Linked DNA regions of Homo sapiens: region 1 is linked to region 2. A link is a loop called in an ENCODE intact Hi-C map of the cell type or tissue named here. Cell type or tissue: ovary. All regions are shown on one strand. Links, peaks and the distances in the headings refer to the core of each region. The heading gives the core; the rest is flanking DNA.

The links. Hi-C counts contacts between places; a loop is a spot of excess contacts. Peaks named below come from ENCODE experiments on the same cell type or tissue, not always from the same donor. Only the 100,000 strongest peaks of a DNase experiment are listed, where the experiment ranks them.
Region 1: it touches region 2 in a loop (3-fold over the local background); 2 of 110 quality-filtered maps call a loop at or near these places.

What each region holds. Positions count from the first base shown.
Region 1 is chr1:2,172,385-2,177,795 of GRCh38, forward strand. PRKCZ (protein kinase C zeta) reads left to right here. Exons shown (of 18, transcript NM_002744.6): 13 at 1-4; 14 at 1,513-1,632; 15 at 2,370-2,449; 16 at 2,840-2,929. Among named protein-coding and RNA genes, the nearest start is that of PRKCZ-AS1, 8.8 kb to the right of the region's middle. RefSeq lists a silencer at 1,462-1,628 and an enhancer at 3,182-3,790. In ovary, for the core only: CTCF peaks have their summits at 2,104 (motif pointing left) and 3,813; DNase peaks (open chromatin) are centred at 2,107 and 3,807; H3K4me3 peaks cover 608 bases; H3K27ac peaks cover 1,312 bases.
Region 2 is chr1:2,373,953-2,379,945 of GRCh38, forward strand. It overlaps MORN1 (MORN repeat containing 1), which reads right to left. Exons shown (of 14, transcript NM_024848.3): 7 at 509-605. Among named protein-coding and RNA genes, the nearest start is that of MORN1, 15 kb to the right of the region's middle. RefSeq lists a silencer at 1,283-1,477. In ovary, for the core only: no CTCF peak of the experiment used is centred there; a DNase peak (open chromatin) is centred at 2,499.

The DNA.
Region 1 (5,411 bases), core at 501-4,500, 200 kb before region 2:
TACGGTGAGTGCCGCTGCCCTGGCCCCTCTCGGAGCACACAGGGCCAGAGATGGCTTCGGGCCTGGCCCAGCAGCCAGGGAGAGGTGTCCTTGACCATCTTACACCCAAAAGCCACACACTGTCTTTCCCAGCCGGATGTCATCATCTGGCCTCAGCCCCTTATTTGAATTCTGGAAAACCTCCCATGTCCACTTGAGCAGCTCCTTGGGGAGGGCACTGCACAGGATTCCTCCTGCCAGGGAGCCCCGGGGCACAGGGAGGGGAAAGACACAGAAAGCGGGGGTGGGACAGGGTGCAGCACCTGAGTCCCCGTGCTGCACGAGTGGCTGGGGGAGAAGCTGTTGTCTGGGGAGCCCCAGGGGGTGCAGGAGCGTGTGGACAGGACCCCACAGGCCCTGCGGCTGAGGACGCCGTGCACACCAGAGTGTTTCTGCTCCTCTCCCCTCTCTGGGCGTGAAACGGGGACATGGGCACGCGTGTGCAGCCGTGTGTGCGTGTGTGAAACGGGGACGTGGGCACGCGTGTGCAGCCGTGTGTGCGTGTGTGAAACGGGGATGTGGGCACGCGTGTGCAGCCGTGTGTGCGTGTGTGAAACGGGGACGTGGGCACGCGTGTGCAGCCCTGTGTGCGTGTGTGCCGTTGGGCTGAGTGTTCGTGTGTCGGGCATCCATGTGTGTTGTGTGCACATGCATACTGTGTTTGTACACACTCCACCCACTTCTGCATCCTGGTGTTTTCAATGAGGCATGCATGGTGTGCCTTCAGACATTTTTACACATTTTTTTTGCCATCAGAATGGGTGTGGGGCAGGCAGGGCGGGCAGGTCACTCGCCGCTGGGATAACTGGGCTCCCCAGCGGCCACAATGGAAGTCTCAGTAGCCAGAGAAGGACAGACAGCAGATTGGAGGACTGGAATATAGTCTAGAACCCAGCTTGGGATGGGGATTCCGTGTGGGACAGCGGCAGCGTCTCACCTCAGCAGGGACCAGGGGGACTTCCGGGGACGCAGAGACAGCTGCTGTCCTTGGGCAAAACGGGTCAGGGTCTCCCACCCCTCATTCGCTGGAACACATTCCCAACAGGTTGACTACTTGAACCTTTTTAAAAAACAAAATGGCTGTAGAAGGAAACACAGGAGAGTATTTCCGTTACTGCAGCGAAAGGGCTTCTTCAAGCTTAGTTCTGTAGAAGCAGAAACGAGAGAGGAGGGTCGTCCGCAGGTTCCACCAGTGCCTCGTGCCGGTGTGGTCACAGGTGCCCTGGCAGGACCGACAGCCCAGAGGCAGCCTGGGAGACCTCCGTAGTGTCAGGGACGGTGGCAGGGAGGCCGAGCTGCCAGGTGGAGGTGCTGGTTCTGTTTGGGAAGTGGAAGTCACAGAGGCCTGTGTGCCGCCTGCTCAAGCCTGGCTCACACTCGTGTCAACTGGGCATGAAAACCAACGCCAGCCAGGTTCGTCCTGCTGCCGGCCCATGTGGCCCCACTCGGTGATGGCTGTGTGCTCTCCCCCAGGGTTCAGCGTGGACTGGTGGGCGCTGGGAGTCCTCATGTTTGAGATGATGGCCGGGCGCTCCCCGTTCGACATCATCACCGACAACCCGGACATGAACACAGAGGACTACCTTTTCCAAGGTGCGTGCCCCGCTGTGCGTTCGTACCCCTCACCTGCACGACTGTCTTCCTTCCTTTTCAAAGGTGCAGGTGGAGGGGTCCCGCGGGTGCCTGGAGCGGCAGTGCCATGCAAAGCGTACCGGGAACCATTCCTCCTGGCCAGACCCTGTGTCACATGCCACTCCCCGGGCCGTGGGGTGGGGTTACCACACCTGTGGGTCAGCAGGAAAGAGAACCTGTCCCCATTCAGCTCCAACTCCCTCCTGCCCTGGCCAGCAGCACATGCTGGAGCCCCAGCATGTCCTTGACCGAGGCTGTACCGAGCTGAAAGCACAGCCCCCACCCCCAAAACCCACAGCCACCATCATGGGCTCCTTCCCACCTGGAGGCCCCGGGACCTGCTCCTGGTCTGGAATTCAGTGCTGTGGGGATGTGGGATCTGGGAACGCGGCTGTCTCCGCGGTGCCCTCTGGTGGCCAGCCTGCAGAGGCACCCGTGTACCTGCGATCTTGGGGCTGAGGAAGGGGAGCTGCTGGTTCACGTCCGATCCTACGACACGTGCCAGCGCATGTAACCAGGAGGCCCAGGGAGGACCCGGCGGGACTCCGGGTTATAGATATTGCTGGGCTGTAGGAAGGGAGGGGCTCCGGGGCCCCAAGGCTGAGCTCCCAAAGCTCTTGCTCAGAGTCAGAGTCTGGGCGGCACTGGGCAAATGGCACACAACACAGGCAAGTCCTCACCAGGCTCCGCCCTTGCAGTGATCCTGGAGAAGCCCATCCGGATCCCCCGGTTCCTGTCCGTCAAAGCCTCCCATGTTTTAAAAGGATTTTTAAATAAGGTACGTTTCTGGCCATGCTGACAAAATCTCGTTTGTGGCCTCGGTGTTGGTGGGCAGAGGGCCAGGCACGGCTGTTGGCCATTTTTTCATGTCGGCTGCTGTGTATCGGGTGTGTGGGTTGATTTTCCGCTTCAGTATTTGAGCTCTGTGTTCTGTGAATCGTCCGTTTTTACTCACACCTAACAAAATGAGAATGTGTGCCCAAGGAAAATGGAACGGAGCTTAACGTACGGGGAAGGAACTTTCAATAAAGGAAACATCTGATTTCCACCACCTGGGTCAGAGCATCGGGGGAGGGCTTGTCAGCACTGGGAGTGGCCACCAAGGAGAGGGGGTCATGGGGCTTCCGGGATGGGGCTGACTTGTCCTTGTTTGAACTCTGACCTCCAGGACCCCAAAGAGAGGCTCGGCTGCCGGCCACAGACTGGATTTTCTGACATCAAGTCCCACGCGTTCTTCCGCAGCATAGACTGGGACTTGGTAAAGCATCACAAAGCCTATTTGCACCCCCATCCCCATCCCAACCCCAAATCTACCCAACCCCCATCCCAACCCCAACCCCAATATTCACCCAACCCCCACCCCACCCCATCCGAACCCCAATATCCATCCCAACCCCAAATTCATCCAACCCTCACCCCACCACCAACCCAACCCCCAGCCCAACTCCCACCCCAACCCCCAACTCAACCCCCACCCCAATATCCACCCAACCCCACTCCAACCCCTACACCCCCAACCCCTCCAACCCCTATAATCTGGTGGACAGAGCCGGGGCTGTGTGGGCCGGGTGGGCTGTGTGAGCTCGCGCACCGCCGGGCTGGTCTTTGACATGGCCCCACTTGCGTGGAGCCAAGGCTCCTGTCTCCCAGAAGGGTCAGCTGGGAATGGGGGACCACCCTCCAGGGCCCCGAGGAGGGATGGGGAGACACATTTCGTCCTCCGGAGCCAGGAGAGTGAGGGGCCGGACGAGCTCGGCCCATGGCGCTTCCTGGCAACCCTCGACTGTGCTGGCTTGGTGCCGCCAGGAGCTAGCGGCACATGCGTCCTGACCTGTGAGCACATTGGCTGTTGGTTCCACAGGGATCTGATAGTGGGGGCCGGCCTAGAGAAGGGCGTTTGCTTTGGTTTCATGGCCGGTTTTATCAGCAGTTACTGGACAGGACCAGCAGTCGCAGCGTTCACGGCTTGAGCTTTAGCGTCGGGTATTGAAGGAGAGTGAGTCTGTGGACAGGGTGCGACGTACACTGGCTCGATTTAGGAATCTGATTTCGGTGGTGTGTGAGCAGGGTGCATTCGGTAGAAACTACTTTGAGTTTTGACCGTTCCCCAGCTGGCCGTATGAGGTCAGTACTCTCCTGTGATGAGGGGCGGTGACTGCAGCCCCAGCGGGCCACGTGATCAGGAGGGGGCCGAATGTCCCGAGGGGCTCTGCGTGCAGGGGGTTTTGCCGGACTGTAGGCTGGCGTGTGTCTGTCAGGTTAAGGCAGGTAAGGCTGCGCCGCTTGGTCGTGGGTTCTGTGTGGAAGTGCAGTCTCCACCCAGGATGTTTCCAGCGCCGCTCGGTCGTGGGTTCTGTGTGGGAAGCGCAGTCTCCACCTAGGATGTTTCCAGCACATGGAGGGTTTATTGGGAGGTGACCTTGTCTGAAGCTGAGGAGCGTCTGTGGAATTTGTTTCCAGCTGTGTAAATGGTTGCAGAGCTACTGAAATAAAACCTTTAAAATACACTCTCAAGGAAAAAAGCAGATTGGATAGCTCGTTCAGTGCATTTTGGAGGAGGTTGAACTGAATCAGGAGAAAGCCCAGCTCTAGCTCTGTCCTCCACCCCACCCAACTTTTCCAGGCAGCCTCGGCCAGCGTGGGAGGTCACTCCCTGGCCCCTGTGGTCAGTGGGGGCCCTTGTCCACACAGCCCAACAAGTCACTTTCTAGTCGAAGGCCTTGCTTTGCCTGTGCATGTGTGGGACCGTGGGGGAAGGTGGGGAGTGAAGTGGTCAGAACGTGCCCACACCCCTTCCTACATACAGCCCTTCCAGAGCCCAGCTGGGCTGCTGCCAAACTAGGACGGGGCCATTCTCTGTCGTGCGGTTGTCAGATGCACACACTTAGAAATGTTCTGAGCATAGGCACCTGCCACGGAATCACCTTCGCAAATTCTTCATTTAAATTTATGCCTCTGGTAGCATAAGGGAGAAGAGATCTGCCTTTGGTTCTAACTGTCAGTCATCCTCACGCCCAGGCCGGGGTTAGAGGTGGCGTCCCTTTTCTCTGGCTCAGGCACCCCTGGCCTAGTGGGGTTACTGGTGGCGTTCCCCTATCTCAGGCCACACCTGGCCTAGCTGGTGTTAGTGGTGGCATCCCCTTGTCTCTGGCCCACAGAACCCCTCCGGTCCACACACACACTCAGGTCCAGGTACCACCCGGCTGAACCCGTAGCAGGTGCTTAGTAGAATTACGTGAGGAGCCAGCATCCCCGCTCCCAGCCACCTCCCCTCGCCCGTCTCAGCTCAGTCTCCCCCGTGCCTTTCCCACCCTCTCTCTTCCAAGCCCACCACCGTATGGGGCCCACCAGCACCATGGGATCCAGGGAGAGCCCGATCCTGGGTGCAGCCTTGGTGCCAGCCGGGCCCCTGATCTTGTCTCTCAACCACTCTTGGTTTACCGGGAGTGGACAGATGAGGACAGATGGCTGCCTGTGGAGTGACGGGCTCCTTCTCTTCGGAGCACTGTCTAATCTGAGTGTGAGTCCAACCCTGCCCGAGCCGGAACTCAAGGAGACCATGAAGCCACCCTTGGCCTCTAGCTGGGAGAGGTCTGCGTCCCTGCAGCGAGCACGCCAGGTGATCTCTGGCACACACTTGCCGCGGGCTGTCTCTCGGAAGGTAGTCAGCGGCCCTGGCTTCCCACCTGGGTCCCACCACTGCAGAATCACCCCCGTGGCTGCCCACAGGGGCGGCTTCC
Region 2 (5,993 bases), core at 834-4,833:
TCGTGAACTTGGCCCCGAGGTTTGGATGAGTGTTGTGTCCCTGGCTAGACTGACCCCTGGGGTGGCACCCTCATCCTGGAATCTATTGAGAGGCCACCCAGAGGCCACCAGGAACACCATGGGGAGAGGGAGGGTGGCTCGGGAGGCAGCCCCCAGAGGAGGCCCAACTGGCTGGTCCTTCTGTGAGCCGAGGCCACCCTGTGGCCACATCACAGTGCAGAGGGCTCAGGGAAATTGGACAGAGGCCACTTGGGGGACAGCGCAGCCATGACGAGGCCACCCCCAGACACTCAGGCCCCAAGTCCGGGAAGCCCCACTTGCAGCAGGACCACTTTTGACATCAGATTAGAACATGTTTTTCCTTAAAAGGGGTGGGGTTTTATATTCCACTTTGCCCCACCCCTCCCCAGTGTGCTCTTGGTCAGTGTTTCCCATATGGCTGCCCGGGGGCCAGGGACACACCCCACAGTGGACCTCACAGTGCCCACAGGAAGGCAGGGACACCTACCTGCTGGGTGGCCATTGATCCACAACCCATAATAGGTGACCCCTGAGCAGTGGGCCATGCTGCCCAGTCCACTGAAGACGTCGCTGTGCCACTGTCCCTGCAGAGAGAAGGGTGAGGCTCAGGCTGGTGGCTCCCAAGGGGCTTTTGTGGGTCCCCGCATGGCACTGCAGCTTCCTGGTGCTACAGCAGGGCCCCAGGACCAAAGGCTGCTAGAAAACCACATCGTCTCGAGGGTCCTTGCAGCCTGTCCCTCGGTGGTGAGAAACTGTTTCATTAGAATGCAATCCAATTTGCTTTGCAAAATATACTCCCTTTGGAATTTTAACGATGCCAGGAGGTATGGGAACAACGGCACAGTATATAAAATGCAAACAAAACCTCGAAGGGGCACATTTCAGCAAAAAAAAAAAATCCTTTTAATACAAAGATATTGTGTTTGTGGCATGTATCATAAAGGAGGCCTGAACCCGCAAACTGGCCGACTGTGGCGTTGGGATTAAGGTGCCCTGCTTGTCCGTTACACTGTTCATTTATACATGAAGAGGCCAATTAAAAAACACAGTTTGAAAAAATGTGCCCGTGAGCTTGGGAGAAATGCCTGTTCGCTGTACACCCCAACTCTGCCTCCTTCATAACAAGCCTGGTTTCCAAGTCATACAACAAAGCCTGGGAAAATCATGTGAAATAGCAGGGTGATTATTTTCATGGAAAATTTAAATGGTATTTCATTTGACTCTGAATTACTTCTATTAGAAGAAAAATTAACCAAAGGCACGTTTTGCTTCTGTTCACTCTCTGGCAGGAGCCAAGTGGGCTCCTGCTTCCCTGCCCGGCCCTCCCTGGGTGCCTTTCCCAGGGGAACCCCGAGGCAGCGGTGGCAGGTCTGCAGGGCGCAGCGTGTGCCTTCTGGGGCTTCTCCACGGATCCTGGGCCCTGGGATGTGTGGGAAGAGACAGCGAGGGCCGAGGGCCAGGGCTGAGGAGTGTGGCAGATCAGGGACAAGTGGATGGCGCTGGAGCTCTCTCTGGCTGCAGGGAGACAGGGCCTCTGCAGACAGTCCTGAAGGCGACTGGATTGCCCCAAAGGCCAGGGAGAGCCACAGTACATGAAGGGCTGGGGCAGGGTGGGGGCAACTCACAGCTGCTGGCTGGGAGCACGGCTCACGCCTCCAGGCAGGGGGCTCCGATCCGAGACAACTGGCAGCCCGCGTGGGTGCCCGGAGGCAGCAAAAAGGCAGCTCTCAGCTTCAGGAGAGGCTGGGCAGCCAGCTCGGGGTGCCAGGTGGGCAGAGGCCCGGCTGCTGTCTGGACAGGGCCCTTGCTCCTGAGGCTCTTGTTCCTCCAGCTCCCAGACCCCAAGATCCCAGCCAGCACCCACCCGGCTGCATTCCTGCAGTGTTCCAAGCTGAGCGCACCACTGACGTCACCCCATCGGCCTAGACAGTTGCCCTGAAGATCAGAGTCCGGTTCACCGTGCCACCCTGGGCTCTGGGCAAGCACCATCCACACTGGCAACTACAGTGGATGGGGGCCCCAGAGCTGACCACATGTGGGGTCAGGTGAGAGTGGTTCTGGGCTTCAGCTACCAAGGACTGGCGCAGAGTCCATGGGCTGCCCTGACTGCTGCTGCACGGCATGCCTGGAGGCCATGCCATGCCCTGTTGGAGGCCGTGGGCACCCTTGCATCCACAGAGCACCTCCCCTCAGCCTTGCCCCCTCAGCTCTCTGTCCTATGACTCCAGACGTTCCCACCAAACTGGGTGAGAGTCCAACGCATTTGATTGGCATCTCTTGAGGGTCCCTTCCTGGGACCATTGTCCTCACTGTCTCTCATCTCATTCACGCTGGACGGGGAGAGGCGCGAGTCAGCGCACAGCTGAGGGCTCTTCAGGGCGTCCGGGGCCCCCGTCACCGTCAGTGATGAGAATGGCGATGTCTGGTCTCTGCCCCCTTCCACCTGCTCGGCCTCTGGAAGGTGCCCCGGGCTTTCAGGAGGAGGGAGGTGGAGCTGCGGGGCAGGGCTGACACCAGCTGCAATATGGCGTCCAGGGTGAGTACCCAGTGAGGCTGTGGCTGGGCAGGGGAAGCCAGACACACTCGAGTCATGAGAAATGCAGAGGTGCAGAGCCCGCCTTTGGGGTGAGTGGCTCCTCCCATGGTTGGTCTGGGGCTGCGGCTCACGTATGTGGCACGAGCCTGCCTGGCATCCCCCTCCCTGGGTGCGCAGCAATCAGGTCAGGGCTTGGCATCCTCGGTACCCACCGCTGGTGTCCGGGTGGGAGGGCTGAGCCAGGCAAGCTTTCATGCAGCACTTGGTCAGTCCAAGCACATTTGAGTGATCAATTCAACTGATCCAATAGCCCGGTCTTGTCTAATTCACGTTATCAATCACACCTTTGACAATTCGGCTGTTTCTGTTTCATGTACCCCAAGCAGGAACGAGCAAGAGCTTATTAAATAGGGTGCAGGGGAGGCTCCTGATCCTCCTGCTGACGGCACAGACTGGGACACTGAGAGTCCTGGAGCAGCTGCCTCCCACCCGGGCCTCAGGGAGCACCCAGGCACAGTCCAGGCCGATGCCCAGCGTGGAGAGTTACGTGCGGGGCCTCAGCCACACACAGGCTGGGACCGAGGAATGGGCATTTTGCCACCTGCTCACCCTCCTCCTCCCTGCTGGGCCACTGCCTGGCACCCAGGTGAGCACAGGTGTGCGGTACGGGACACGGGAAGGTGGTGGTGGTCACACGACCTTTGGGGAAGGGCCACTGGGGTCCAGGTCCACACCCAAAACACAGAGGCAAACAGCGGTTCCAAAGTCAGGAAGCAGTCGTGCAGGATGATGGTGACACACATACGTCCCCCTCGGTCACAAAGGCGACCCCAGGACCACAAGGGTGTCCTCTGTGAGGGGCCCTCCCTTCCCTGCCCAGCCGGGTGGCAGAGCACTCAGGAGGCCCCGGGCAGTGCTCGGCTCTCCCCAGCTCCCAGCACCACTCAGCCGAAGGCTCACACCTTCCCTGATAGTCGACAAGCTCGGACGGCTCGGCTGGTGCAGGGACTGCTCTGGCGCTGGCCCACTCCAAGCAGCCTGGGGCAGAAGAGGTTGTGAGTGCTCTTCTTTCTCCCAATGGGAAGCACTTCTGGTCCATTCATGCTGTTTTCTTTCCATGCTTTATTGGAAGCTATGCCCTCTGTTTTCAGGCCCTAGTCAGGCATCCACCCTCCCCTGGCACCATCAGGCACTTCCTGCCTCTGGCCCTCCTGGGGGGGTCCTGGGTCTGGTGCTCCTTGGGGTTCAACAGCCCTGGGAGGTGGGGGTGAAGAGCAGGGGCTCCAGCTTTCCCCAGTGTTGGCCTCGAGGGTGCTGTGGTCTGGAGAAAGTAACCCCCAACCATTGCCAAACCTTGGGCATCAAGAGACGGGGCCTTTGCTGAGGTTCACGGCCTGGTGCACCAGGTGGGGGCTCCGAGGACCAGCTGCCCAGCCCCCTCAGGCCACGTCATGAGTGAGGAGCCTGCCGGACCCTTCTGCCTGGGCCCTGCGACTGCTCAGGGGCTGGTGTGCCTTGGTGGCACGGGTGGGGCTAGCTCTGGTTTCTGAAGACCGGCCATTTGCATCACTTCATGGTAACAGTGAGGACCAGGGGTCCTGCATTTGACCTCGCTGGTCCCATCGCAAGTGCCTGGGCTTCAAGGTGTGAACTGTGAGGAGTTCCAGAGGGGACATGGGGCCTGCCCTAGTGTAACCCTAGTGCTTCCATGACGGCCCCAACAGCCGGCCCCCTCCTCTGCCCCAGGGTGGTGGGGGGTCCACATGAGGCAAGCCGGCCAGACTCCCCACAGGCCATGCGTGCTCAAACACCCCAAATTATCTACATGATTCTCAGTGTTACATGCACCCCAGGAGTCCCCCACTGGCCCAGGCTTCCTGGACTGTGACCCCTGGGTCCAAGGGCAGTAGGCCCAAACGTGGAGGCTATAGGCCCCGTGGAGGCCCCCGGTTGGGCATTCCCACACACGCCCAGCTGAGGAGAGGAGGCTCGGGGACTGCGGCAGGCAAAGCCGCCCAGAAGGAGCCACCTGCTCCGTGCAGTGAGCAGGTGCTCGGCACCCAGCGGCAACTCCGGGAAAGCTGGCGTGTGAGACAGCCAACACTCACGGCGCAGCTGATACAGCCAGGGATGCCCGGAGGGCCGCGCTGCTGCCAACATGGGTAGGAGACACTCTGATGTGCACACACACGTGTGGCCTCTACTCTGTCTGCTCCGTCTCCCACCGAGGATGTTCTGGAGGACGTGTGGGGCCTGCCCAAGCCCTCGGGTCCTGGGAGGTCGAGCAGTAAGCTGTAAACTAGGAGTGTGGGGGACGGAGATGGCTGAGGCGTCACAGGCTGGTGGGGGTGCTCGTGGCCCAGGACCTCTGTGGCTTCCGGGACCGGCCTGAGCCGCGTGGCTCCTGTCCCTGTGGAAGAGGAGCCTTCTCTGCTTTGGGATCCGCTGTTCTTATTTTCCGTCAGAAGAAGCTGTAACACGTTTATTTTCAGGAATGCATTTTTTTCTAGAATGCATTTTTAAAAAAAGGTTCTTCATAGAGCTTTGCATTAAGGAATACTGGCTGCAAGGCAGGAGACACGGTTTGCAGAAAACACACCTGCTGTCGAGAGGGAGAACAGGTCTCCCGGAGGGGCCTCACCAACCCTGAGCTCATGGTGCCTGGGTAGCAGCCGATGTCTCCTTGAGTTTCTCCTACTATAGATGGGTGGATCAGAGCTGATGTAGGAGGTGCCAAGGGCATGATCCGAGGTGGGCAGAGGTGAAGGCCAGGAGAGAGAGAAGAAAGGACTTACCACTTTCTAGTCTTTTCAGAACATAAAATGATCTCTAAAAATAAACGAACAGCCGGCGCTGGTTGGGGTGTGGCTGGAGGGGCAGGGCAGTTCTAAGAGGCAACTCAGTGTCCAAGAAGGTCCCAGCGCCTACCTCGTGGCCCTGATCGATGGTTTAAGCTCCCAGGGAAGAAGTCAAAAGGCCAAACTCCTGTGCACAAAGGCACTCCACAAAGCCTGGCAGCACCAAACATGGTGAGGGGCAGGTGCTCACGGGTGGGGGCAGCTGGTGGCCAGGACTGGGGGAGACTACAGCTGCCAAGAAGCGTCAAAGAGGGGGAGACCGGGTGCGCAGTGGTGGCCACGGCTGACAGTGGGTGGGCTTGCATCTCAATTGTGGTTATTGTTAAGAGGGCTAAACTCATTAGGGTAACCTTTTACAAAAATAACAGAAAATAACCAGTGTTGGTGAGGCTGGGGAGGAACTGGAACTGTGTGCACTGTGGGCAGGAAGGTAAAAGGGTGAGGCCGCTGTGGAGAACAGCATGGCGGTTCCTCAAAAATTAAAAACAGAATCACCATCCGATGCAGCAGTCTCACCTCTGGGGCTGTGGCCCACAGGGCCTTGAAGAGTTCTCTGTGCAGCCGTATTCACAGCAGCA